Linked DNA regions of Homo sapiens: all the other regions are linked to region 5. A link is a loop called in an ENCODE intact Hi-C map of the cell type or tissue named here. Cell type or tissue: dorsolateral prefrontal cortex. All regions are shown on one strand. Links, peaks and the distances in the headings refer to the core of each region. The heading gives the core; the rest is flanking DNA. Region 1 has its middle 62 kb from the start of ADGRB3-DT. Region 2 overlaps ADGRB3 (adhesion G protein-coupled receptor B3). Region 3 holds the start of LOC124901492 (a long non-coding RNA gene). Region 4 overlaps ADGRB3 (adhesion G protein-coupled receptor B3). Region 5 overlaps ADGRB3 (adhesion G protein-coupled receptor B3).

Region 1 (6,321 bases), core at 674-5,673, 210 kb after region 5:
GACAGGATCTGATAGCTGTTACTTGATTCAAAGCTTTTAAGAAATATTTCAGGTAACTTAAATTTTAGGTAACTTGTTTATTAAACATGAAACTGAACTTTGGTAAAGGAAGTAAAAATGAGAACTCAGATGAAGAGTGAAGATGATGAATAAAAATGTGAGAAAAAGTCTTGTCTAGTTCGTAATTTTACATAATCTAGACACGGATAGAGTTCCTAGGTCATATTGTTAACTGTGATGAAAATTAATCTTTGTATTAAAAACTATAGAAATAATGGGTTACTCAGCCTTGCCTCACACACACAAAAAATCACATTAGTTTTAAAGCAGATTTTTAAGTGTTGGCTTCCTCTTTCTCCCTACGATTTATTTAAAATGAACTTTAATGTGTCGGTTTTTCATTCTGCCCTTTCTTACCTTTTTAATACCGAAGTAGCTGGTAACTATAGACATGGGTGACCTTGTTTTCAGGATATAAATAATTTGTTATGCACATATCTCAGTCTTTGGCTTGGAACCTGGAGTAACAAAACTCAGAGATACTGGAAAGATGCTGCTTCTCCCCTCTTCCACGCCACTCAAAAATTAATGAGTGTTTGTCCACCAACAAACTCTTTCCTAAGTCTACTCAGAAAACAAAATCTATTTTGGGGAAGATTTTTTAATTGTAGTATTGCTACATATTTTTATTACTGCATAATAGAATCACATATTTTGGGGATACTAGGATAATTTGATACATTTATATAATGTGTAAAGATGAAATCAGAGTAACTGGGACATCTATCATCTTAAATATTTATCTTTTTAAATATTAGGAACATTTGAAATATTCTTTTAGATATTTTGAAATATACACTAGATTAATGTTAACTCTAGCCACCCTACTAATCTATCAAATGCTAGGTCTTATTTCTTTATCCCTCCCTCCCTCCCTACTACCATCCCCAGTCTCTGGTAACCATCAGTCTACACTTTATCTTTATGAGATCCAAGTTTTTAGTTCCCACATATAAGTGAGAACCTGGAATATTTGTCTTTCTGTGCCCGGCTTATTTCAGCAAACACAGTGGCCTCTAGTTCTATCCATGGTGCTGCAAATGACAGGATTTCCTTCTTTTTCATGGCTGAATAATATACCACTTTGTTTATATACCACATTTTCTTTATCCACTCAGGTTTTTTTTTGGACACATAGGTTGATTCCATATCTTGGTTATTGTGAGTAGTGCTGCAATAAACATGAGGGTGCAGATATCTTTAATATAATGATTTTCTTTCTTTCAGGTAAATTCCAAATAATGGAATTGTTGGATCATATGGTAGTTCTATTTTTGGTAGTTTTTGAGGAATCTCTATACTGTTCTCCATAGTGGCTGCACTAATTTACATTCCCATGAAAAGTGTATGAGGATTCACTTTCTCTGCATCCACTCCAGCATTATTTATCACCTGTCCTTTGGATAAAAGCCATTTTACCTCGGCAAGATAGTATCTCTTTGTGATTTTGATTTGCATTTCTTTGACAGTTAGTGATGTTGAACATTTTTCATATACCTGCTGACCATTTCTATGTCTTCTTTTGAGAAATGTCTATTCGGATCTTTTGTTTATTTTTAAATTGATTATTAGATACTTTGCTCATGAGTTGTTTGAGCTCCTTCTATATTCTGGTTATCAATCCTTTATTAGATCAATAGTTTGTAAATATTTTATCCTATTCTGTAGGTTGTCTCTTCACTTTGTTGATTGTTTCCTTTTTGGGGCATAAGCTTTTTTAGCTTGATGTAATCTCACTTGTCTATTTTTGCTTTCGTTGCCTGTGCTTTTGAAGTCATGCACAAAAATATCTTCACCCAGAACAATGTCCTGCAGCATTTCACCAGTGCCAATGTTTACTTACTTATTTTTTTTTTTTTACAGTTTCAGGTCTTATATTTAAGTCTTTTATTCATTTTGATTAGATTTTTGTTTGTGGTAATAAATAGGGGTCTGCATTCATTTTTCTGCACATGGATATTCAGTTTTTCCCAGCAGCATTTATTGAAGAAACTGTCCTTTCCCCAGTGGAAAGGATAGGTGGGAGTGCTTCTCTGCTCTTCTCACTCATCTGACAACCTGCTTACTGCTCAACTGTTGGGAAGCCCCTCTATCCTCACAACCCAGGGCAACATTATTGCCCAGAAGAACTTTCTGGGAACAGAGAACTGGATGGCCCACTCTTGCAGCCATGCCCACACTCCCCTCAGAAACATACTGGTTGTGCCATACTGGTTGTGTCCCTGTGGTGCCACTGCCCTGCCCAGGGATGCTCTGCCCTTAAGAAAGTGCAACACCAGATCATTTGCAAAAATACCACACAACCTGTTCTGACTTTGGCAAGCACAGGGGACCAGCAGGTCCCTGGGAAGTTGTGGGTCCTCTGGAGACCTAACCCTTGGTATGGATTGCCCCAAAGGGAGGGGGAAGCACAGCCTGACAAAGCTCCCCTTGGAACAATGGAAACATGGACACGGTGTCAGCTGCTGAAGGTACTGCAAATGGCAAAGGGTTCATCTCCTGGCCCTTCTGCCCCATACATTATTGCCGACACAGCATTTCCTCCAGCAAGACCTGGTGAGCATTCACTGAAATAAGGTGCATTTTGTGCTTTTCTGGCAGCTCTACCCACACTGAAAGTCAACATGCACTGAATGAAACTGGCTTTTTATGCATTCCCAGTGTCTCTACCAAACTGAAAGTGAACCTGCACCTGCTTGGGCTTTCACGAAGAGTGGGGTAAAGCACCCCTTCCTATACAGAGCAGCAGCACCCTGGCAACAGAGGACAGAACGTGGAGTTGCCTGCCATGCACTGGGGTTAGAGAGTGCCCCAACTCACATTCTAGCATTAGCTGTCAGAGAGACAGATCCATGTCCCACAGCTACAGTGCATCAGGGAACCAAAGGATGAAGCCTTTGTAAACATGTCATAAACCAGGTGAGTAAAGGGAAGCGGATTATGTTTCTGTTGGGGAAGGATGAGGAACTGGTACCCACACTTAGCCCCTTTCCCCAGAGACTAAAGCTTAACACATTATAATCTCTTCCTGCAAGGCCTGTCAGGGTGGGTGTGTCCTCTAGGCAGCAGTCTACCTGCAAGCTCTTACTCTTAAGCACCATCTACTGGACTTCAGCCTGAACTGCACCACCAACAAAAATACATCACTACGACAAGCAGCATCTGAGAAAGCTACCACATAGGACCTATCCACAACCAAAGAATCCATACAGAGCCTTTGTCCCCTGAAAGCACCCAGAAACAAAGCCAAATGATCATCCACAACATAAACTACAGTAATACCCTCAAAAAAGAATTTAGAAAAGCCTCGTCACAACTTTAGCAATTTCAAAAATAAGACATGATAGCTCCCTAGGATGAGAAAGAACTAGTTTAATAACTCTGGCAGTGCAAAAAGCCAAGGTGTTTTGACACTTCACAAAAATTGTGCTAGCTCTCTAGCAATGGATCCTAACCAGGGTGAAATGTATGAAATGGCAGATTAAAAAAATTCAAAATATGGATTTTAAGAAAACTCAGTGAGATCCAAGGGAAAGTTGAAATTTATTACCAAGAAACCAAAAAAAGAATCCAGGACACAAAAGATAACATAGTTACATAAAGAAGGAGCCAAAAAATACTCTTAGAATTGAAAAAATTTACTACAGGAATGTCAACATACCATTGGAATACTTAACAATAGACTAGACCAAGCAAAAATAAGAGATTCAGAGCTTGGAGATGAGTCTTTTGAATTAACCCAGTCAGAAAAAATAAAGAAATAAGATTTTTAAAAAGTGAACAAACCTTTCAAGAAATATGATATTATGAAGAGTAACCAAATCTACAACTTATTGGCATTCCTGAGAGAGAAGACAAAGTAAGTAAATTGGAAAACATATTTCAGAGAATAATTCAGGAACATTTTCCCCATCTTACTAGATAGGTTGACACCTAGATACAAAAAATTCAGAGATCTCCTGCAGAATATTATTCAAGATGATCATCACAAGACACATAGTCATTAGACTATTTAAGGTCAATGTGAAAGAAATATATTAACAGCAGTTAGAAAAAAGGGCCAAGCCATCTATAAAGGGAATCACGTTAGCTGATTTCTTAGCAAAAACATCACAAGCCACAAGTGATTGGTAGCCTATTTTTAGTCTTCTTAAAAAAAATGCCAACCAATAATTGCATATCCTGCCAAACTAAGCATCATAGGCCAAGGATAAATAAAGTCTTTTTCAGATAAACAAATTCTAAGGGAATTTGACACCACCAGGCAGTAACTATAAGAATTGCTTAATAGAGTTCTTAACATGGAAACACAAGAATGACACTTGCTACCATAAAAACACATGTAAGTACAAAGCTCGCAGACCCTGTAAAGCCATAATACAATTGAGACTGCAAAACAACTATGTGACAACACTATGACAGGAACAAAACCTCACATATCAATATTGATGTTGAAGATAAATGGCCTAAATACTCCGTAAAAGCAGAGAGGCAAGTTAGATAAAAAACAAAACAAACAAACAAAAAACAAAAACAAAACAAACAGAAAAAAACAAGACCCAACCTTCTATTGTCTTCAAGAGACCCATGTCACATGTACTGACACCCTCAGGCTTAAGATAAAGGGGTGGAGAAACATATATTACACAAATGGAAAACAATAAAGAGCAGCGGTCACTATTCTTGTATAGGGTAACGCAGACTTTAAATCAACAATAGTAAAAAAGGACAAAGAACATTATACAAAGTTAAGGTGTTAAATTCAACAAGATTTAACTATTCTAAATCTGCACCCCCAACACTGAAACACCAAGATTTATTAAAAAATATGATTAGACCTAAGAAAAAGGATAGACAGACATACTATAACGGTGAGTGACTTCAGCACCCCACTGGCAGCGTTAGATGGATCACTGAGGCAGAAAACTAACAGATAAATTCTGGACTTAAGTTGGAGACTTGACCAAATAGATCTAATAAACATTTACAGAATATACCACCCAGCAACCGCAGAATATACATTCTTCTTCTCATCTATACATGGAACAGTCTCTAAGATTGGCCACATAATTGATCATAAACCAAGTCTCAATACATAAAAAAAATCAAAATGATCAAGCAGCTCCTTGGACCACAGTGGAATAAAACTAGAAATCAATACCAAGAGAAACTCTCAAAACTACACAAACACATGGAAAATAAACAACTTGATCCTGAATGACTTTAGGGTTAACAAGAAAATTAAGGCAGAAATAAAAAAAATTCTTTGGGAAAAAATGAAAATAGACACACAAAATACCAAAACCTCTGGGATACAAAAAAGGCAGTGTTAAAAGGAAAGTTTATAGTGCTAAATTCCTACATAAAAAATATATATATATCTCAAATTAACAATCTAATGTCACATCTAAACAAACTAGAAAAACAAGAACAAACTAAATCCTAGGGAAGTAGAAGAAATAACAAAGATCAGAATAGAACTAAATTAAATTAAGACCAAAAAGCTATACAAAGGATCAATGAAATGAAAAGTTGGTTTTCTGAAAGGATAAACAAGATTGATATACCATTAGCTTAATTTAAAATGAAAAAAAGAGAGAGGATTCAAATATGCACAATCAGAAATAACAAAGATGACATCACAGCTGATACCACAGAAATACAAAAGATCCTAGAGACTACTACGAAGACCTCTATGTACACAAAGTAGAATATCTGTAAGAAATGAATAAATTCTTAGAAACAACTTCCCAAAATTGAACCAGGAAGAAACTAAATCCCTGAACAGACCAATAACGAGTTCTAAAATTGAATCAGTAATGGAAAACCTACAACCAGAAAAAGCTCTGTACCAGATGGCTTCACAGCTGAATTCACCAGACTTACAAAGAAGAGCTGGTATCAACTTGACTAATATTTCAACAAATCACAGAGAAGGGATTCCTCCTTAACTCATTCTACAAAACCAATGTCATCCTGATAGCAAAATCTGGCTAAGACATAATTAAAAAGAGAACTACAAATATCCCTGATGACACATAAATCCTCAACAAAATACTATCAAACTGAATCCAGTAGCATATCAAAAAGGTAATGCAGCATGATCAAGTAGGCTTTATTACTGGGATTCCATATGTAAAAGATGTTTTTACATATTCAAATCAATGTGTGATTCACCATGTAAACAGAATTAAAAACAAAAACCATAGAATCATCTCAATAGATGCAGAAAAAACATTCAGTAAAATCTAACATTCCTTC
Region 2 (6,294 bases), core at 1-5,000, 140 kb after region 5:
ACTGTTTTAATCATTTATTATAAATGAAGTGGTAAGAAATAAGATATTTTTATTCCACATTTTATATCTCAGCTATATAGTCCAGAATTATCTTCAGCAAAAGAGTCCTATAAACTATAGTAAAGACCTCAGGACAATTAAAGATGACTTTGTTAATAAATACCAGTCTTTCTCCTGACTTGTACCTAAAAACTGGTAAACCATAATGTTATTTGAGTTTTTTTTTTTAAGTTATAGCCATTATATGTTAAGAGGTTTTTAAAAAGCTGCCTGAAATAAGACATTTTTATTTGGAAAAAAAAAAAAGGCTTCATTTTGTTAACTTAGTTGGCTTTCACAATTTCATATAAAAATTAGGGAAATAACTGAGTTTCTATAATCACATGATACCCCCAAATATGTCAAATATGATCTTAAACAAGAAATTTTAAAAATGTACTCAAATGTAATACTTTAATGAAGCATTAGTCAAATAATTTACTTTGTATGATATATTCAAGATAACATCTGTAATTGTTGGTGTCACTAAAAACAGCAATAGTTTTCTTGCCGTTCTTTTCTGGCTATGAAATTTTTCAGTACATGAATATATTATTAAAGAAGGTTCTAGCATAAATCCTATCTCAAAGTAGGCATCCCACTCCTGAGAGTCTATTGTTTTTCAATACTAAATACCAAATATTATGTCATAATACCAGTGGACACACTCACAATATTCAACATTTGATATATCTTTGCCATCACCATCAGTATTACACAAAACAATCTGGAATCACATCTACTAAGTGTGAAGACTCTTCAAATTTGTGCCACTTCTATGGTACAATACATGTTGAAGATATTTCTACTCAAGGCAGGCCTTCTGAGTCAGTATTTATTAGTGAATAAAATGGGAGTCAAAGGAGAGTAATCTTGTATTTATTCCTCTGCTGACTTAAGAGACAACCTTTTTTAATAGGAAATGGAAAACACCAAGTAATATAAAATATAAGTGGAATTTTTAAAACCCAATTTTAAAAGCTGGAATTTCATGTTATCATATAAAATAACACTCTGGAATAAAATGAGATATGATTAGTACAGCTATATGTAATGATTAACCTCAAGCTCTATGTCATTATATGGTAGTTTATTTAAAATGGTATTAAATAATTATTTATTAGTATTTTATATATCATAATATCAAATATTGAAGATAGAATATACTTTGCTTAAATTTGATTAAATCAAAGGTCAATAGATTTTCACATTCCTTTCCTACAATGTAGCCTAGCCAAAAAGAGATTATTTAACTGGGGTAAAGAGTGGTACATGTATTTTGTAAGAATTACTTAACAAATACATCACCTACAAATGTGTCATCAGTAATTACTTATCCTTACCTTTCTGAACTCAGAATACCTAAACAAAGAACACAAATTCAGAATGTACAGAATAGAGACTATGTGCTTTTACTGACATAGCATATGTTGTTCCCCTATGATACAAACTTTTTCTAGTTCAACTCTATTAACATCATACTGCACTTTAAATGTAAGTATATTTGTCAGTGAAGGTATTTCTTTTTCATTTTGCCAGTGAATTAATGACAATATACAATTTGTCTCCCATGATTTATACATCTGCTGTCTAAAATCACTCTTATTTGTCTTCACTTACAAAACAAATGGCTATCTAGTAGCTTCTGTAAATCCCAGCATTATCTTAACCCACATCTCGGGATCATGATCAAAAAATCTTTGAAAATCATGCTTAATGCACACACAACAACTTTGTTTTTGTCACTTACCACCTTTCATATAAAAGAGTTGTGACACTGAATTCACTCTCCACTGTCGTCAGTACTCAATTTAACCATTGAAGAAACAGATTTTCTAAACTGTATTAAAACAACAGTAAAACAAACAAAAACCAGCTTCCTATGTTAATGGTTTATTAGCCAGTTTGTAACATCACATTTTTTGTGTGTACTGTAGCTTCTTATTCTAGGGGACACTAATTAGTTTTAAATGGTGTTAAATACCATCCCTGCAGTTGCAAATGCTTCTCTGGGATTTTTTACTACAGAAAATAACTCCTGTAATTTAAAACCACTTTGTTTTCTTCAGTCACAGCTGATAGTGAAACACTGACCTGCAGAAATCTTTAAGGTTTTCACCCCTCTCTCACTGCCATTAGTCTGCATTCATTTTCTAACAGGTCTTTTCCTCTCCTACCATTGCTCTTCCATAATTCCCATCCCTTAAATTGCAGCCAGCAGAGAAATAGCATTAGGCTATTTCGGTTCTCCATCCCTCCACTTCCCCTTACAAAGCCTTGGCTACACTTAAAGAAAATTCTCCAACAACGTGTCAATTTTATATTGGCCACAAAGACAACTTCTGTTGGTTGAGGAAAAGGAAAGAGGGACTGGAGCTTGGCGACTGGAGTTTGGCTGTCCCTTTCCACAGACTGGGATCTTTGTGGCAATCAGAAAACATTTCCTGCATAAGAAATCAACACACTCTCTGGTTTCAGGATTGGGAAGCAAGAACTAATATGTATCAGCAGTGTCCTTAAAGGAGTGGAACACAACATCCATTAACCTTCCAAACAACAAAAGTCATTTTCTCAAAATATGTCACGCTGTCTTGCATTATTAAACATAATCACAATCTCAAATCCTCTGGTAGCTCCCCCACTGGGGATTGGGTGAAAACTATAAATCATTCCTGTACTTTCTTTTTCTTCCGCATTTCCGTTGCACTTCCTCCCCCTCCTTTCCCCCAGCTAGCTCTGAGACATTCCCTCTCTTCGTGTACGTCAACCGGGGACTAAGAAGATAAAGGCAAAAATTCACTCTCAAGAGGAGGATGGGGTCTTAAAGGATCACTATGTGTTTTCATTGCACCCCTCCACCCCGTCCTCAGGTGACTCCAGAACCAAAAGACCTGGAGAGTTTGCGCTTCTAGTGAGTTCCTTCTGACCCAAGAAAGAGCAAGCGTGCGAGATTTTTGCGCAAGCACCTCAAATAAAATTCCAGACCAGGGGAGAAGGGGGGTACACCTGCCTTCATGTGTCAGGAAGTCATTTGGTCCAAACAGGCAAACTATTAAGTTTGCACTACCTTTTAGTCAAGATGCCCCAAGATCAGACCTGGAAATGGGTGGGGAGTGAGAGGGAAGGACTCCGTGGGGATAGGAGAGAGGAAGTAAAGTGGACGTTTTGCTGGGCTGGAACAGAAGGGAGATGTCTATAAATCCACTTCACATGTGGGGCGTGTGTGTGTCACCATGAGGGGCTGCAGCCTGAATAAAGAAACCCCTCTCCCTCCTCACCAATCTCTAGTGCATGCTGGCTCTAGGTTTCTGCATCTTTCTCCTGAAAATTCCACCCTCACTTCCAGCGCATGCTGCTGAGCTATCCAGTCCTCACCGCCCTCTCTAAAACCTTGAAACCTAAAACTAGCTCAAGAGACCTTTATCAGTGAATAGCACAAATCAAATGAATCAAAAAGTGACAATAAAGGATAAATAATTAGGCCTGTGTGTTGAAACAGCACGTTTTAACTCCATCCCCCAAAAGTGCTCCCCCGCTCACCTTCCCCTCTCTTTGGCACTTACCTTCTTTGGGTGGTCGCTTGGCCTCCCTGGTAAGATTGCAGACTTGGGTGGTTTGCAGCTCCTGGGTCAGGCAGCCCTCTGTCTGCTCATTCAGGGGTAACACCACGTTATTTAACAAAATCAGCGACTGGTCGTCGATCCCCCACTCTCCCAAATGCTGAGGGCAGGTGCATTTTGTATACATGATCCCACATGATTCTGTTCTCCCATTTTCTGATTTTAAGCAGCTCTCCAACCAAGTACATAATACATGGCAACCAAACTGGCTTGGGCTGACCTTGTTCAATACCAAAAACTCAAAAAAAGATTTCTGATCTTCTTCCCCTTTTTTCTGTAATCCTGGGAAATTAGTTGGAAATACTCGACGTATTTGAATAAAATTTTTATCATACTGTAGAAAAACGAAAGCATTCTTGGAATTGCAGAGTTGCATTATAGAATGATTCTTTCTTAAAAGATCCTTTATTTTTTCATGGGAAAAATGATCAAACTGATAAGCCAGGAGTGAAAAGTTAGAGCAGCTAAGGTCCTTTTTGGAAAATTTCAGGTAAATGCTATATTTGGTTGGATCTGGATTTTCCAGCGTCCAAGTGCAGTTTGTAAAGTTTTTAGGAAACATTTCACTTACAGAATACGATCCATAAATGACTCCCTTCACCAAAGTTGAACACCAGAAGTCTTGGGCAGCATTAAATCCAAACATAACCAGGAGATAGGTGGAAAATATATAAATCAGCAGGTTACGAACAGCCTTCATCCTATGTCATTTGGCCTGTAAAAATGGCAATGAAAGTAAAATGCAAGTAGGAGTCTACGTGCATTGAGAAAATAAACTCCTTTCAATATTACAGCCAGCTGTTTTCAAGATTTCAGTAAAAAGCCCTTTTTAAAAGAAGGGCAGGTAATTTTTATTTTATAACACAGGAAAATTATCTGTTGCTGTGTGAACAGCGCCCTCATGTGGCCATTCACAATGGTCAAATTCGCAACATTCAATTTAAAAATAACATTTAATAGATTATTAATAGGAATGCCCTAACTTATCTACTAGGATATCCTCCACGTCCATTATCATTCTATCGAATGAAAAGGGAAAACATGGAGTTTTAAAACGTCATAATGTAAATGTTAATTGTCGAAATAGTATTAATCAGTCTATAGTCTATACAACCTTTTCTCTCTCTGTCCTCTGCGGTAAACACTATCATACAAAATCTAATCTGATAATCTGGGAACAGCTGTCATCACATTATTTCTCTCCTCTTAAACGTGAAAAGTAATGATGATAAATTATGGCCACAATTTTAAAAGCACAAATAATAATTTATTACAGATGGAACATCATCTCCCAAATGCCCCACTTGCCTTTGCAGGGGCCACCATGTGAACTGCTCAGAAATTCCTTTGCAAAAACATGGGCATTCATGTGGATTAGTTAATTTTAAAACCATCATTTGAGAAAGGGCATAGATGGATAAATACATAGGGAAGACTTGTTGTTCAACATCACCATTGAGAACCAGGATTTAGGGCAGTCATTTCAATGTGACATGCCCTTTTGGGATACATAAAGTGGATCACTGTATTAGTATCTGTATCCAAAGGTGATATCAGTTAAAAAAAAAAAAAATCCAGAACCATAGTAATTGAGCTGGTTTCAGTCTTTTAATTTTTGAAAAATTATCTTATCAACTGTAATTTAAGGCTTACACATGGTAATAAAATACATTAACATTTTTGTTCCTAGCAGATTTCAATTATTAAATTGCTCCCTTTCCAACAACAACTCCAAAGCTCCTCTTTTCTTTTCTTTTCTTTTTTAATTTTAACCCTGGCTTTGGATAATAAAGTAGTCCTTGGTTATATTTACCTCTGTAAGTTGTTATCCAAAAATAACTTGAATATTTTTCAGCTTTAACCTTTAAGAAGTTATTTCTTAGAATAAATGACACTGCTTTTGTTTGTTTGTTTAGCCTTTGAGCTGATAAAAGTGATGCCAAGTTAATTTTAAAAGTCTTTAGGCTGCAGTCTCTTCCACTGTTCTGTAAACAGAGACAGACATACAGACATATAGATAGTTAAGAGTTTTCATGCCTTTGCCTGGGTCTTCTCTGAATCAAAGGATAAAACCCTCTTCCTTCCCATTGCATAACACACACCAACGCATGCACACCAAATCCAGTGACCGAAGTCCCTGAAGATAGATCTGCATTTTCCAGATTATAATTCAAATTCTATGTCTTGATATAGGCAAACACAGCCCCAACTCTAAATCTCTATATAGCAGCAGTTTAAAATAACATCAGAACTGCTGGGACCATCAAAACAGTGTTCTCTGTTTCAAGCAAATAGCTCAATGAATAATGCATTTTCTTCATGAGAAAATAAAGCCAATGAGCATTTAAAGGTTAAAAAAAAACAGAGAAAGTTGTAAGAAATTCTGGAAATAATTTCCTTTTTTTTTTTTTTTTTTTGGTGTTGCACTTTGCAGGCAATGCAGGTCTGCGCAGTGTTCTTCAGGATAGAGTGTAGGCGTTGAGAGCCAATGTGACAATAAGTGTCTAAATTAGGAATTCCATCCATGAAAGGGGACTTCATTTTATAATCAGGAACTCAAAAAGAGGTCGTATGTCTTTTCCTAATGAAATTGGTACTTTTGCTTTCATTTATTTGACAGTGCATGTCTGCAATG
Region 3 (5,000 bases), core at 1-5,000, 52 kb after region 5:
TGATGGATCAGATGGCATATCATTTCTGTACTATAGTCAAGGTACATTTAGAAAGAATTTTATGTCCAGGATTGCACTTTCCAAAAAGAACTCATATTTTCCTAACTACTTATCCAGGGGTATTTCTGGTATCGACTTCTAGATTTAGCATTGGTAACATCAGGAAAGCTACCAAGGAAAGCTTTCACAGTAGCTCTACCATCTAAGCACACAGCCCAGAGAAGGGCAACAGGGCAGAGGGATGAGAACTCCTGTGAGATGACTTATATCTCCGTTTTAATTATGCTTTTTATTAACCTGATAAGAATACAAAAATGTTATCAATTTGCTTACCAATTTAATGTTTGTATTATTCTATCTTATGTCCTCTAATTTCTTTGCCTATGTTAGAGTGGCTTATCTTAGATTTTAACAAGTGGAAAAAGGAAAGGTATATGTATGCTTCTAAATAAAAAAAAAATCACATTGAAGAATTTTGGCTTAAGTAAGAACTTCTGATAAATATACAGTCTGAATGGGCAATACATTCTGACATCATATTTTCCCTATTAAAATCAAGGCCACATAATACAGTTTATTGGCAAGGTTCCGGGATCCTGGAGCCATGATGTTTTGTTGAACTCTGGTTCTGCCTTTCCTTGCTGATTGTTTGACTTTAGGCAATTACTTAACCTTTGTGTTTATTGATTTCTTCATCTGCAAAAAAGGGCTAATGATAGTCCCTACATCATAAGGATGTTATCAGGATGAATGAAATAAAGATATCTATATCTACATCTGTATATATATCTATACGCACACATGCCTACATATTACGTGTGTGTGTTTGTGTGTGTGTAATTTAGAAGAAAGCCTAGAAAACAGTGCCAGAAAAATGTTTATATGTGTGCACGAGTGTTTTTAAAAATAGTTTTTAAAGGAAATTAGTCTCTGTGTGGTCTGGAAACTCCAGTAGCTGTGGAAGAGATTCCTTCGCTATTTCAAAAAGTGCTTTTTCTTTTTTTTTTGTTAGGCTGGGAGATAAGAGTTTTGTGGTTTTCATAGACTGCCAAGAACTTAATTTGCATACATAAATCTAGATATGGAAAGATGTATTGCAACATTGTCAAATCTCATCTGGACATGTTACTGGAAAGTATAGCTTTGGGAGCTACCAAACATCACCAAATATGTTATCAAGCTGCAAAAGAAATCAAATGCACTTTAAAATGTCCCTTTAGTGTACTCTGTCAATATTTTTTTTCAAAGAACATAGCCTCTGTTCTAGGAATTTCATTAATGTGTTATACTATCAAAATGTCAATTTGAGTGAAACTTACAAGTAAAAAGCCATTCTCATAGAAGAGTCAGAAAATCAAATCAAGTACAATTCAATAAAAATGCCTAGATAAAATAAAACAGAAGAAATTTATATTAAGCTCCTGAGAAATAAATGCTTGATTATTTTATTTTCAGAAACTATTAAAAGTTCAACAGTCATCTCTGGTGAAGGAGTTCAATTGGACTCCAAAGAATTGTTTTATGTCAGCTGATTGAGGATGAGAACGATTATATCACCCAGAATGACTTGCTGTCAACTGGTACACTTCACTGAATTCACACAAATAATTCCCAACATCAGTTTTCTAGTTTTTCATATGAAATTTGGATTTTCAAGAAAGGCCTATAGAATATAAAGCCCCAAATTTCACATGGAGGATAAATCTTAAAAGCCCTTTAATATTAAATTGAGAAAGACTCAGTGAAAAAAATTATAAAACTGTAGTGATGCCTCACAATGATGAACTTTTTTTTAGTCTAAAGAGTGACTTTTCAGGAAAAATAGGAGGTTAAATTACAATGTACCAGCATGGATTTCTTGGTATACATCTTTTAGTTTTTCTCCAAACTTTGCAGAACAGTATTGACATAATTTGGAAAGGATGCTTAGAAACAATCAACCAAGAAAAAGCTATTATTGATCACATTTTGGTGCAATTTTTCTGATAATCTTCATATAACCTTAATTACATTCAATGACATATGTTTCTTTAACCTGAAGAATTCCTAATTTCTAGTCTTAAATTATTTTTCCAAAAGTTTTCAACTATATCATTACCACAACAAACAATATGCCTAGAGAAGAATTCTGAGTTTATATTAGATTTTTGTTGCACAGATACAGCTTTAAGGCCTTTGTTTTCACAATTTCAACAGAATAAATCAATACTTTGAAAACTTTGCTCCACAAAGCTACTAACACTGAATCCTTCTGTTGTAGCATCATTGAATGACAAAGCTGAAAAGGAACTGGATATCAGGGATCACAAACCCAAATGCTTACAGGGGCTACCACACGGATATTGGACAAGAGGACTTAAGGTAACCTGGGAGAGCATTTCTGATTAAAGGTATTAAATTTCAAAAAGCCATGTGAAGTTGACTGAGCAAATCTTCAGGGAGCTTCAAGAGATCTTAGTTTCCAACATTGATTTTATCCAATGAGGAAACTGCAGCCCCCAGAGTGTGCAGCATCCAAAAGCACATAATATATCACAGTTGGGGTTAGAATATAGTGACTTCCATTCCAGTGCCCTGTCTGCTTTATAATTTTCTTCTTCCAAAAGCAATGTTTACTGTTGTTCTCCAACTGTGTTTTAACAAACATAAAATACAGCAAGTCTAACAAAAAGACATGTAGGGCCAGAATCTTACAAAACAGGATGTCAGATCTCAAAAATTCTATAGCTCTAGGCTCTTAATCTTGTCATAAATATTTTGTATCCTTTATTTTCCATATAGGGAAATAACCAAGCCCTCCAAATAAAGGATTTTCTGTGCCCTGTCCACATGGTCCATCTAAATGCAGCTCAGCAGTCCCAATTCCTAGGAGTCCAGATTGAGCTTTAAGACAGATGGCAGCAAACCATGCAGAACATTTCTGCAATGACACAGCTCATTTGTTTTTCTCTGCATAGAAATGACCTCTATCTTTCTGTTCATGGAGTAATGGATAACATATCAGACCAGGAATCAGGAGATCAATCCCAAATTTGGTTTTGCAACTGACTGTGTGCACATCTTGAGAAAGGCACAACTTTTCTAATTTTAATTTCTTCCTCTCTGAATTGAGAAGGCAGAGAAGATAATCTCTAAAGTTGCTTTTTATATCCCTGGTATAAGTGAGTTTTTACACAGGTTTATATACTTTTAGATGAAAAAATGTCATGTGATCAGAAAAAAGATAATGGAAGAAAATTTTCCAGCATACAATATTTGATAGATAATCTTCACTAGAACTAAATTTAAAGTAAACAGTAACCCTCCAACACTTACTTAACTGCATGAACTGGTGTCTATCTAGAAATTATATGGGGAATTTTATAGCCAATAATATTATTAGCTTCCTCATTGCCAAATCCATAGACCTCTTTAATAGCCTTTATGTTCTGCAAAATTGGACACTGTTGTTCACCTCCACCCTTCCTCTATTTTAATCTTGACTACCAAGACAACAATCCCTTGGGAGCTCTCTGTATTTCCTTAATTAATTAAATTTAATTTCAGGCTCTTGGCTCCTTTTCCTAGGCCCTCCTTTAAACATCTGTCAATGGTCCCCCTTGTTCACTCTGTGATCTGTGCTAGTGTTGACTCATCCACCCTCAGAATCACAACCACCACTTGCAGTTGCTAATAATGCTCAAATCTTGATTTTCACTCTAACCTCTCTCCTGAGATAAGATCAGTTTTTTATGCTCCCTAAATATTGTACAGGCAACTAAATACCACCTGCTCCCAAAACAGTTCTTCAGTGTACTCAGCAACCTCCATGTTACTCAGGCTAAAACCATGGCATCATTCTCAAGTTCTTGTTTTCCTCACCTCTGACATCAAACTGGTCATCAATACCTTTTGATTTGTGGTGGAAATGTTGTATGAATACATCTCATTCTGGGTAATATCATCTTCTGGCTTATTTCATATCTTTGGCATGTGGACTACTGCACTAGCCTCCTAATTAGCTTCTATCATTCTAGTTTTCTTCTATCAAACCAATTTTCAGGGTTATTGCCTGGATTCTCTTTCTACAACAAAAATCTAATCATGTGATTCTCACTGCCTTAAACATTTAGGGATCTATATTATATGTGGGATAAATCCTAAAATTCTCAATATATCCTCTAACATCCTTCAAATTCTAGACTGAAGCCCCACATCTGGCTCCCATTGTTCCTCCAACAAACCAGGGGATGAGCACAGGTTTATTCTTTAAGAAACATGTGATGCATGCTCACGCTACAAAATGACTTTGAATGTCCCATCTCTTCCGCCTAGACTATACCAATGCTTTTCTAATCTGTGAAGCCTTCTCATACCCCCAAATGTGGTTGGTGGTGCAATTCTATGACTCCCAGTAGCATTCCCACAGGTCTAATAAATATACATATATTTGCGGAAAAAAACAGACCAGATTATAAACATTAAGACAGTTCTAGAAATTCTGGTGTGTACGCTAGTTGCAAACATGCCTTTGTTATAAACTTTGTAACAATATTTCTGTCAAATGCACAGACCATGTCTTGCTCTCATTTATATTCCCAGTGCCCCAACACACCGCTTTAAGCATTTGCTTGATGAATTAAGTAAATGGTTCTTGGATTTTCTTTTTCCAATGATAAAAGTTAAATCAGTAGAAAAGAATGGGAAGGTCTCTTTATAAGGAATCTTCAGGAAAAGTGAGTTTTTACCAAAAAAAAAAAAAATATGGGTTTTTGTGCTTAGACTGTCAGAATCACATCTCTAAAAATCAAAGAAACATAGTCAGTAGTGAACTCTTTTATTTTTTACATAGGAATTCAGATTAAAATTTTATTTTTCTTTTTACTTCTAATACAAATTTTGTGGGCTTTTCTTAAATTATAAAAGATGCTGCTAGTCTCCAAGAAGCAGAAATGTTTGTTTTCACCATAAGCAATAATTTATTAAATTAGAACTTTCTTCCTAGGACAATAAACTATTGA
Region 4 (5,000 bases), core at 1-5,000, 190 kb before region 5:
GAACAACCTCATTGGTTATTTCATGCACTTACCTCACATGTGTTGGGCCTGTGTCCTAGGACCTGTGCTAGCACTAACATGTGCTAGGCTACATTTTTACCTAATATGTGCTAGAGCTAGGCCCTGTTAATGTAACATGGTGCTAGGCCCTGCTTTAGAAGAACCAATGGTGCATAAGAAATGCAGTCTGGGACAGGCACAGTGGCTCATGCCTGTAATCCCAGCACTTTGGGAGGCCAAGGCGGGCAGATCATGAGGTCAGGAGTTCAAGACCAGCCTGATGAAACCCCATCTCTACTAAAAATACAACAATTAGCTGGGTGTGGTGGCGTGCACCTGTAGTCCCTGCTACAGGTGCTGAAGCAGAAGGAGGAAGATCCCAGCTACAGGTGCTGAAGCAGAAGAATTGCTTGAACCCGGGAGGCAGGGTTTGCAGTGAGCCAAGATCGTGTCACTGCACTCCAGCCTGGGTGACAGATCAAGATTCCATTTAAAAAAAAAAAAAGAAAGAAGAAAAGAAAAGTAGTCTGCCTAGACATTCTTTTAGTCAAAGGGAGGAGGCAAGGTGAAACAAAAAATTACTTGAGTACAATTATGATGAGCACTTCAAATAGTAAGTACAGGGTGCTATTTTAACCTAAAAACTGAAGAATCAAGGAAGGCTTCCTGGAGAAAGTGACATATAATTAAAACTGGCAGTGTGCGGTACAATAAATGCTCCAGGCAGAGGAAACAATTTGTGCAAAGGCCTTGAAGCAAGGAAGAGCTTGGGGCATCGAGTTCAGCAGGGCTGGAAGGAGAAGAGTAAGACCAAGTATAGAGTAATGGTCTGGTGAGAGAGGCCATGATTAGAGCCTATAGGGCCACATGGGCAGCCATTGAAGGGTTCTAAAAAAGTGAAATGATTCAATTTTAAATTTTAAGATAGTTTGCCTTCTGTGGGTAGAATAGATGGCCAATGCCGTGGAGGAGACCAGTGCAGTGCTTCAACCCTGAAACATTGATGGCTTTAGGTAGGATGATTAGACTAAAGATGAGAAAAATTGGTGGATACAAGGTAAATTGAAGAGGTAGACAAAACTATGTGAGAATTTAGGAAGACAAAGGGGTCAAGGATGATGCTTGCTTTCTGAGTTGAGGAGCTGGGTAGTAAGTGGTACTGTTCTCCTCCATCTGCCCCCTTAATCCAATTTTCATGCCACATCAAAAGAGTAATCTCTAAGATAAAGTTTAATCCCACAATTTTCTGCTTAAAACCCTCCCATGCTTCTCCAGTACTGACAGGATAACACAGAAAGAACTAAGATAGCTGTGCTTAGTGTGATCCAAAGGCCCTGCTCATAAGGGCTGTAGCCTACCATTCCCATCACGGCTCATATTTACTCTCCTATGCAGCAGCCACACAGTTAATTTTCCTGAATATTTTTGATCTGTGGTTGGTTCAATCCACAGATGTGAAACCCATGGATATTCTTATTTTGAGGGGTAAAATTCCTATTTATCCTTAAAATGCTGCTTAAATGATGTATTCTCCAATAACTCTTTCCTAATATCTCAGTTATTGAATATATGAATATTATAGCCCTTCTCACAACAGATTGAAAATACTTGGTTATATCTGTGAACCTCCCCAATTCCCCAGTGTTGCTTTTTAGACTAGCCAGGTTTTACTTTATCTTTTTAATCTGTTGTAATGAACTACAGTGGTATCTAGTATACAGTATGTGTTCAAAACACTTTCATTAAAGAAATCACTTTTACTGGGGAAATAACATACCAGCACTGTCCAATAAAATTTTTTCAATGATAGAAATGTTTTATATTTTCACTGTTCAGTATGGTAGGTGCTAGGAAAATGTGGCTAGTGCAATTGAGAAGTGAATTTTGGATTTTATTTGATTTTAGTTAATGTACATTTAAATTGAAATAACAACTATGTTGGACAGTAGTGTAATAAATGATATTCATGTTTCTATAAATGCCAACCAAAAACTATTATAGAATACTAAAAGAAGGAGAATTAGGACAAATGTTAAAGTTCAAAAAATACATCATGAATAGGTTATTACATAATTGAATTCTAGATACAACGACTCGTCCGTTTTTAATAATGACATGGCAATAGTTAATCTAATCTGACTGTCATATTTGATTATTCTTTTTGCTCCATCCATACATCCCACTTCTGTTTATTATCTCCCTCATTATCTCTTCATTTATAATCTTTCACTTTTGCTTCACTTGTACTATCTTTTTGGTTTTCAATGCTTTGAAATTCAAATTTCCTTTAGTTCCATTGGTGAACTTTGAAACACATTTAATAAAACCTGTTGCTATAGTTGAATACTAGATTTCCTGATTCAGTCGTGACATAAGAAAACGAAGATTCAATTTGTATCATGAACTTCTTCATTTCCCTGTCGGGGTATCAGAAAGTTTTTCACACTTAGTATTATTCTGGCAAAAGGTACTTCGTTGCTCCCTGCCCCTCCCCCACGGTCAAATGTGTAGTTAGAAAATGTGGTCATTGCAAACCTTAGCCACTAGATGGCACTAGTGAGCCAGTAGGGTGAAATGTTTACTGGGCCGGCTGCGGAATCTGATGGGTTCAAAATCAAGGTGGGGAGTAAGAGTAAATATGTGAAATAAGTCAATGCTTCATTTTTTTTTTAAGGCAAATAGTTGGGGAAAAATAAAACGTCCTCTCTTCATGCAAGTACAATGTTTAATGATTAAACTAGCATCAGTTACAGCTTACCTCTCCTCTTCCTTGCTCCACTGTCACAGCTTCCCACCAGCTGCACAGGCCTTCTCCACCCTTCTTCAGTACTACAGGCCGACTGCAACCTCAGAGCTTGTGTGCAGGTTCTTTCTGCTTTGACTATCCCCCGCTTCCTCCCCCTCAAACATGTCTGCATGACTCATGTCTTTCCCGCCTTCAATCTTTTCTCAAACCTCACATTCTCAGACCCCACTGACTGCCCCTCAAACACTCCCACCCCTTCCTCTCCTTTATCTTTCTCCAAAGCACTTTCCTGTCACCTTGTAACATCTATACATGTTTTTAGCTGATTTATTTTTCTCTTTTGGCTAGATCTGTTTTTGAATTACCCTATTTCTTAAGATCGCAGAGAATGAAGATGATTTTGCAAAAATACTGTAGACGTTGTGTGTGGGGCGGGGGTGGAGGTGGGGGGTGGATCCTCTAGCAGTAGATAGCCGTGTCCAGTTAGGAGCAGAAAGATAGGGAGGTTAGCTACTACAGTTACCTTAAAAATTAGTCAAAAGATGTTTCCAGGGTATCATGTAATGACTAAGTTTGGCCTTGGAGGGCTATATCTGACTTACTAAGATCCTATAGGACCATTTTTTAGAATCCCCCAATGTGCCCTACACACATCCTCACTCTGGTTCAGGAAGAAGCTGATTAAATAGTTGTTTTCCTTTGACCAACCACATCTTTCTATTACTGAATTTTATCTTCTTAATGACTATCAGTTTGGTCTGCCTACAAACAGCCAAACAAAATGAAAAGCAAAAGTCAATAATTTTTTAAACCTAGAGATGTCAACAACTTTTTGTTTTGTTCCACAGTAAATTTATGAAGCCTTGGATTCATTGTGCTTCTTGGAGACAGAAATCCACTACACAAATTATTATTATTTTTAAAAAGGAAGATGGCAGGGGAAATCATAGATTCACAGGTGCAAACTGGTCCAGGGTTTTCAGCTTTTTAGTAGTAATGTCAAACGGTACAGCTGCTTTAACTATTTTATCAAAGGTGACTTGGCATTCTTTGAAGAGTCTATCTCAGAAAATAGGTCGATTTATGCTTATACCAAAAGCAAAATAGCTTTAGACATTAAAATAACAATTGATTTTCTGCCATCTCATCTTTATGAATTCCCCAGTAGTGGGATCTTTCTAGGTACTTCTCAGTGCCACTTATAGAATTCATTCATTCAACAAATATTTACTGGGCACCCAGCATATCCCAGTCACCTTGTTAAATACTACACATAGAAAAGGCTAAGTAAGAATAGTCGATGTCTCTTGACTCCTAAAATGGTCATAAAGATGATAATTTGAGGAATTACAGTACACAGGATGCCCACTCTAAGCTGAGAAGCCCTGGCTGCTCTGGGAGTACCTTAGGGAAGAGTGTGTCAGTGGAAGATTTCCAGAGGGATGTCCAGGTTGAGGTGTAAAGGAGAAGCAGGACTTCCACCAATGAAGAAGGGGAGAGTGTGTCCTGGGAACCACATGTGGGAAAATCCAGGGAGCAAAGAGAACTGGGAATAACCAAGAAGGTGACCGTTTCAGAAAGGGTAAAGTGTAAAGTTGGGGATAAGTAGAGGTGGGTGATTCAGCAGGAGGAGGGGTAATATATGATGAGGTAAGCAAGGATCTTGACTTTATATTAGGGGCAAGGGAAATTTATGACAATGTTTTAAATGCTTGCTATGCCTGCAGTTTGGAGAAAGGGTTGAAAGAAAGAGAGCTGAAGACAGGGAGGCCTACCACAATCTAAATGATGTAATTAGGGAAGGGATGAAGAATCATAGGATGTAGATTAATTCAAAATTTATTTAGGAGGTAGAATGGGCTCAGCACTATGGCTGATTGTATGTAAGAGGTGAGGAGGATAAAGAAATAAAACACAGAACTCAGGTTTCCAGGAAGGATATCTTATGTGCTAGCGAGACCCTGAACTACAACATGTGAGGAAGAGATGACTTGGGAGAGGAGATGCCGAAAATAGTTTTGAGTTTGACATATCTAGGCACATACAGGTATTATAAAAAAGTTAATTGATATATATGATGGAATCCAAGCTCCAGAAGAAAACAAGCTAGAGATAGAGATTTGTTTTAATTATTTTTTCTGTTTAATGGCACTTGTGTGTGTTTTGTAAATTAGAAAATAAACTAGCTGAGGCTGCTCTCTAGACTGAACATAAAAGCATACGATTGTGCAGCAATAGGAAGGATTCTCTCTTT
Region 5 (5,000 bases), core at 1-5,000:
GAGCTATTTTATCTAATTGTAATCATCATATTAAATTATCCATATTAAATTTCCTCTATTGATTTATCTGGTATGAATATATCTTCCCAGCTGAATCCAGTTTTTTAAATGAATGAATGAGACCTTTACTCTTAGGAGCCCACAAAGTTTAAGTAGGGACAAAATTATTAGCTTTCTCTTTTTCAAAGGGTTGTGTAAGATCAAGGAGCATCCTGCAGATAAAAGCATTTTGAAACTATAAATTATTACACAAATACTTTTTTTGTTCTTCATATTTTTAATTGTGAAGGAACAAGTTAGCTTCACTGGTCTAAAGTAGCAATGTGCTAAAAGATAACAAGGTCTTCCAATGACACCATGCCTGTAATTTACATGGCAGATTAAAGGGAAACACAAAGTCCAAGAGAAAACTGCGTTTGGCATAGCAGAAATTTTATGACCTCATAAGTCAGAAGATCCTGATATAAATGGTGAAAATTATGATTTCGCTGAAGACAAGAAACTACTTGGAAGACAGCCAACCTAGACTTTGCTTCAAGTTTTAATTTTGCAGATGAGCAATCACATTAAACTGTACACGAATTCATGCAGTTGCAGGTTATATTATCAACTTGAGGATAAAACAAAACAAAATGAAACATAAAAGCTTCGCTTAAGACATCCAATTTTCAAGTAATATTTTTAGTTCTGACTTGAGATATAAAGCAGCTATCTAAAACAGAATAAAATAATTAATCAAGACAGTGATTAAGACATTTTAAATAACATTTTTTAAGAAGCTACATAATTGTGAAATCCAAATAAAGTCTGTAGTTAATAGATGTGTACCACTGACAATTTCCTTGTTTTGATAATATATTCTGGTTATGTAAGGTTAGTTACCATTGGGGGAAACTGGGTGAAGAATACAAGGGAACTCTGTACTATTTTTACAACTTCTGGATAATCTAAAATTATTTCAAAATAAAAAGTTAAAAAAAACCCTTGTGCTTAGCACACCAGAAATAATCTATTAAGAAGTTGAAGTACAAAGTTTATAGCCTCGTAAGGACTGTCTACGTGAAACTGAAAATGGAGTTCTTACATGGCTATATAAATAAGGTGCTCATCCATTTCTTAATCACTCCACAAACATGTACTCTCAAGCGGTATGCATTGGATTGATTGTAATATTTTCCTCCTGACTTCCTTTGGGAGATGCTCTATCTTCTTTTCTAATCCTTTCCTCATTTGGCCATGAGTTTCAAATAACCTAAACACTTCTGCTTGAAGGTTTAGTCATCTCTGATGAACATACAAAGACAACTAGTTACCAAATCCTCCACAGATCAGTTTTCAAAATAACAAACAACGTATCTATGAATTAACCATGAGGCACTGGTCACCGTCCCATTATATCTCCTCTTGGGTTACATGTATAGCTTGTCTGAGACTAGACAAAGAAGAAAATAGTGGGACAAATAGCAGTTTCATTCTCAATGATGCAGCTGTTAGGGAATGAACTTCTAAATCTATTAAAGGGGATTCCACTCGGAGTATGAATATCCCTGCAGTTACTCAGGATGATTTCTTATTCTAAGATCTAACAGTGAAAAGGGGCTATGCAATGTAAAACAACCAGTTTTCACTTTCTTTAGATGGGAACAAATATATGTATACTTTTCTCTGATTAAATGGAATTCTTCAAGCTGAAAGTCATTATTTTCAAAGAAAAATACACTCTTAGGGAAACTTCTCTGTAGGATAAAAAAAGTGTTTCTTCTGTGGTTTTATTTCCTGCTGAAACATTCTTCCCATCACACAGGAATAGCTAGAATAAGAAGTAGGGAAATAAAGAAGTCAGTACACTCTCTTTCTCTCTCATTTCCTCCATTGTATGTAAAACATTGTCAGGAGCACATCATCTGTAGCATGAATAAATGCTGTGTGACTCTCAGAAAATTCTTAGCCTCTCTCTAAGCCTCAGATTTAAAAAATAACACCTAATGTTTAATGTCTGTGATTAGCCTAGATTAATTTGGCACAGTGCTTGGCATATGAAAAGCTCCATTCTTTCTGAAAGCTAGAAAGTCGGAGGCAGACATACTACTAAGACCTGCCTTCTTTCCACTGATGATTTGATATGCCAAACGTTGTTAAATCCTCCCTGCAGTAGTGGTTTATGGTATGTCAGTGTAAGTCTTCTGCAATGGTTACATAATCTCTGTCTGTAACAGGGCTTCCAGATCTTCAGTGACCCCATGTTGCCCAGGCAGCATCATATGGAAACTGTGTGCTTCTCTTCAGGACTCTAGGGAAGGGGCATGTTTGTGGGGAGAATGAGGGGGGAAAGATAACTCTGCTACATCTGCTATAGCTTTCTAAGGCCACTTTGTTTTAATTGTGATTTTATTTACCTTCTCTGTTACACACACACACACACACACACACACACACATAATATATACATATATACAATACAAAATGTCTGGAGACTTAATGTTGCCCAGGCAGCCATATATGGGCAGTATCATGCCTCTGTTATGTATATATGTGTGAGTGTGTGTGTGTATACACACACACGTAATATGTACGTGTATATAATTTTAAAAAATCATTGTTAATAAAGTGGGTGATCTCTTCTTTAGCTGAGAGTAGGTGATTTCTTCTTGCCAAGTCATCACCCACTAAAATCGCTGCAGCTCCCAGTGACTGTTTGCTGCATTACCATTGGCTTATTTTTTCACGGTTGGCTCATCTTCATTTGTGACCAGAAACAGGGTTCCCATTTGCTACACTGATCCTTGGAAGCCTAACTGAGAAACAATGATCATACTGTTTGGGTTAAGTCCAAACCAGAAGTGCCTTCTGTGCTCCACCAGATGGCAATCCTGCATCAGAATGGGGGAAAATGGGGACTGGAGAGAGGTAGTATTTTGGATATATAAGTATATAGTTCTGGTATTTTCTGCAATGGGAAAAACTGACAAACACGCAGGTTGGCTCAGTGAGAAATGTAGTGTAGGTGTTTTGTAAAAACTCATCACAAGTGCTCTGCAAAGTTCAGAAAAAAGCAAACAATTGGAACTGCCTGAATTAAAATTATGCCGATGACTAACAAGTCTGTGCTACATGACACTGGAAGAGTTGAAAACACATCTACAAAACATACAGTGTGTTCAAGTTTGTGGTTATAGTCACTATCTGCATTTGTTTAGTATTCTAAATATACCTGTGTTTCATAGCGAGGAATTGTCTTAACTTTTGCATTTGGAAAGTGGGCATGACAATACATTGCTGGTAGAATTAAGAGATAATGTGTACATGTACATGAACAAGCTATAAAGAATTGATATAAAGAGATTTTAAAGATCTAGTTTTTCCAACAACATAAGGTATATGAAGCTTTTCCACTTGTCACTTATAGCAGCCTTCACCATGTACTAGACTAGATAACCTTACCCATTCCCTGGAGAAATCCAGTCCAGAATCTCTAACACATTGCTCATGCCTGTAGTCTGGCTCTGCTCCAAGACAATGTCATTTGCTGGCAGAAAGTGATGCTAATGAAATAGCATCTACTTCAGGATGCCTGATGTGATGTCTGTGACTGGCTAAAAGGCCAGTTCCATAGACAAGAATAAGTAGAGTCAACATTTGTAGTCTTTTACATACTGAAACTTAATGCTACATTGGCATCAACAGGCTTTGTTGGTTCATTGCTTAAAGGATGTTCTAGCTTACTAGATCGGGATGGTTTTGCTTTCCTTGCTTAGCAAGATTGCATTTTCCAGCATGTTTCAAACATCAGCTGAAACAAAACTTGCCATCAGCTATCAAATCGGTATTTTTGTGGCAGACCCTGTGTACATGTCTATGCATGAATTCTCTGGACCTTCATCTCTTCTCAGTTGGGAGTCAGCTTAAAACACCTTTGAGAGATCATTTAAAATATTTTCCACAGATATATATTAGCATATCTGCTCATGTTTAGTAGTCGTTTTTTTTTTTTTTTTTTTTAGATCCCAGAGAGATCAATTGATTGCTTCCTAATCCCTTTGGTCCCATTAGCAATTTTTTTTAGTACTAAAGAAGGGCATATTTATTTTAGCCATTCACTATAACTTTCTATGTGTCCAAAGATATTTTTCCCTTACACCTGTGCCTTTTATCCCTGATCATTCTGGTTATTACTGGTCGTTAATATGGGTTTTTACTTTGGCTCTCTAATACAAATTTATCTTGCATAACCAAAGTATAGAGATATTCACAGCAGGAAAAATAATTTGCCAAAAAAAATATATTTCTACATTCCTAGCAGAATTTTGGGTCAGGCATCTTTTTCTATTTAGGATATGTAACCAAAATGTTGACGTTTGAAGATAATTGCTAATTGCATCATAGTGCAAGTGAACCAAGGTCAATTAATTTAACATGATGCTTGTTGGCAATGGCAAAAGGTTATATCACTGTGCTTTCAGAGACAAGAACACACACTTACATGCTATTACAGTGCGGGGTTCTATATTCCTTGCACACAGGGGAAGGCATCAAGATGCAGCTTATCAAACTTCAAATTATGAAAGTTGGATTGTATTATACCACAGAAGCAAATCTTGCACATTGTATATTAAATCAGTTTTTTAAAAGGGCTGTTTTACAATATTTTCTATAATCAAGCAGCTAAATGGGTCATAGTATAATAGTTTATACATTTTTCCTAACCCAAAGACCACGTAAAAATTTGACCTAATTAAAGATCTGTAAAGAGCTTTTAAATTATTCTACTAAGGTGAATTTTGCTTAGTTATGAAATGAGGTTTAAGGATTCCTTTTTGATTATTTCATGTAAAAATCTTCAAGAAAATTAAAGAAGATTAATAGCTTTAGAAACAAAGGTGACACAGACTACAGCTTTTCATTGTGAATACCCACTATAATCTGCAATATCATTTTTCTTAGATTTGTTTACTTTCCATTATTCATAATTGCTTCTTTTAATTGGACCATGCTAGCTCCGT

What was found. Hi-C counts contacts between places; a loop is a spot of excess contacts. Peaks named below come from ENCODE experiments on the same cell type or tissue, not always from the same donor. Only the 100,000 strongest peaks of a DNase experiment are listed, where the experiment ranks them.
Region 1: it touches region 5 in a loop (2.7-fold over the local background); 9 of 110 quality-filtered maps call a loop at or near these places.
Region 2: a loop joins it to region 5, with 9 times the contacts of the local background. A loop is called at or near these places in 64 of 110 quality-filtered maps.
Region 3: it touches region 5 in a loop (4-fold over the local background); 7 of 110 quality-filtered maps call a loop at or near these places.
Region 4: a loop joins it to region 5, with 2.8 times the contacts of the local background. A loop is called at or near these places in 5 of 110 quality-filtered maps.

The regions. Positions count from the first base shown.
Region 1 is chr6:68,569,553-68,575,873 of GRCh38, reverse strand. No RefSeq gene overlaps it. Among named protein-coding and RNA genes, the nearest start is that of ADGRB3-DT, 62 kb to the left of the region's middle. In dorsolateral prefrontal cortex, for the core only: a CTCF peak has its summit at 3,182 (motif pointing left); no DNase peak of the experiment used is centred there.
Region 2 is chr6:68,636,741-68,643,034 of GRCh38, reverse strand. ADGRB3 (adhesion G protein-coupled receptor B3) reads right to left here. Exons shown (of 32, transcript NM_001704.3): 2 at 5,473-5,644; 3 at 3,603-4,374. The coding sequence starts at 4,359. Among named protein-coding and RNA genes, the nearest start is that of ADGRB3, 4.6 kb to the right of the region's middle. In dorsolateral prefrontal cortex, for the core only: CTCF peaks have their summits at 4,361 and 4,573 (motif pointing left); a DNase peak (open chromatin) is centred at 4,564; H3K4me3 peaks cover 4,899 bases; H3K27ac peaks cover 5,000 bases.
Region 3 is chr6:68,724,406-68,729,405 of GRCh38, reverse strand. All of the region lies in intron 3 of ADGRB3 (adhesion G protein-coupled receptor B3), which reads right to left. LOC124901492 (a long non-coding RNA gene) reads left to right here and starts at 2,159. Exons shown (of 2, transcript XR_007059925.1): 1 at 2,159-2,361. In dorsolateral prefrontal cortex, for the core only: a CTCF peak has its summit at 2,892; no DNase peak of the experiment used is centred there; H3K4me3 peaks cover 207 bases; H3K27ac peaks cover 4,810 bases.
Region 4 is chr6:68,965,796-68,970,795 of GRCh38, reverse strand. All of the region lies in intron 8 of ADGRB3 (adhesion G protein-coupled receptor B3), which reads right to left. Among named protein-coding and RNA genes, the nearest start is that of ADGRB3, 330 kb to the right of the region's middle. RefSeq lists an enhancer at 2,425-2,719. In dorsolateral prefrontal cortex, for the core only: a CTCF peak has its summit at 2,543 (motif pointing right); DNase peaks (open chromatin) are centred at 2,525 and 2,845; H3K27ac peaks cover 2,098 bases.
Region 5 is chr6:68,776,668-68,781,667 of GRCh38, reverse strand. All of the region lies in intron 3 of ADGRB3 (adhesion G protein-coupled receptor B3), which reads right to left. Among named protein-coding and RNA genes, the nearest start is that of ADGRB3, 140 kb to the right of the region's middle. In dorsolateral prefrontal cortex, for the core only: a CTCF peak has its summit at 2,872 (motif pointing right); a DNase peak (open chromatin) is centred at 2,817; H3K4me3 peaks cover 2,931 bases; H3K27ac peaks cover 4,156 bases.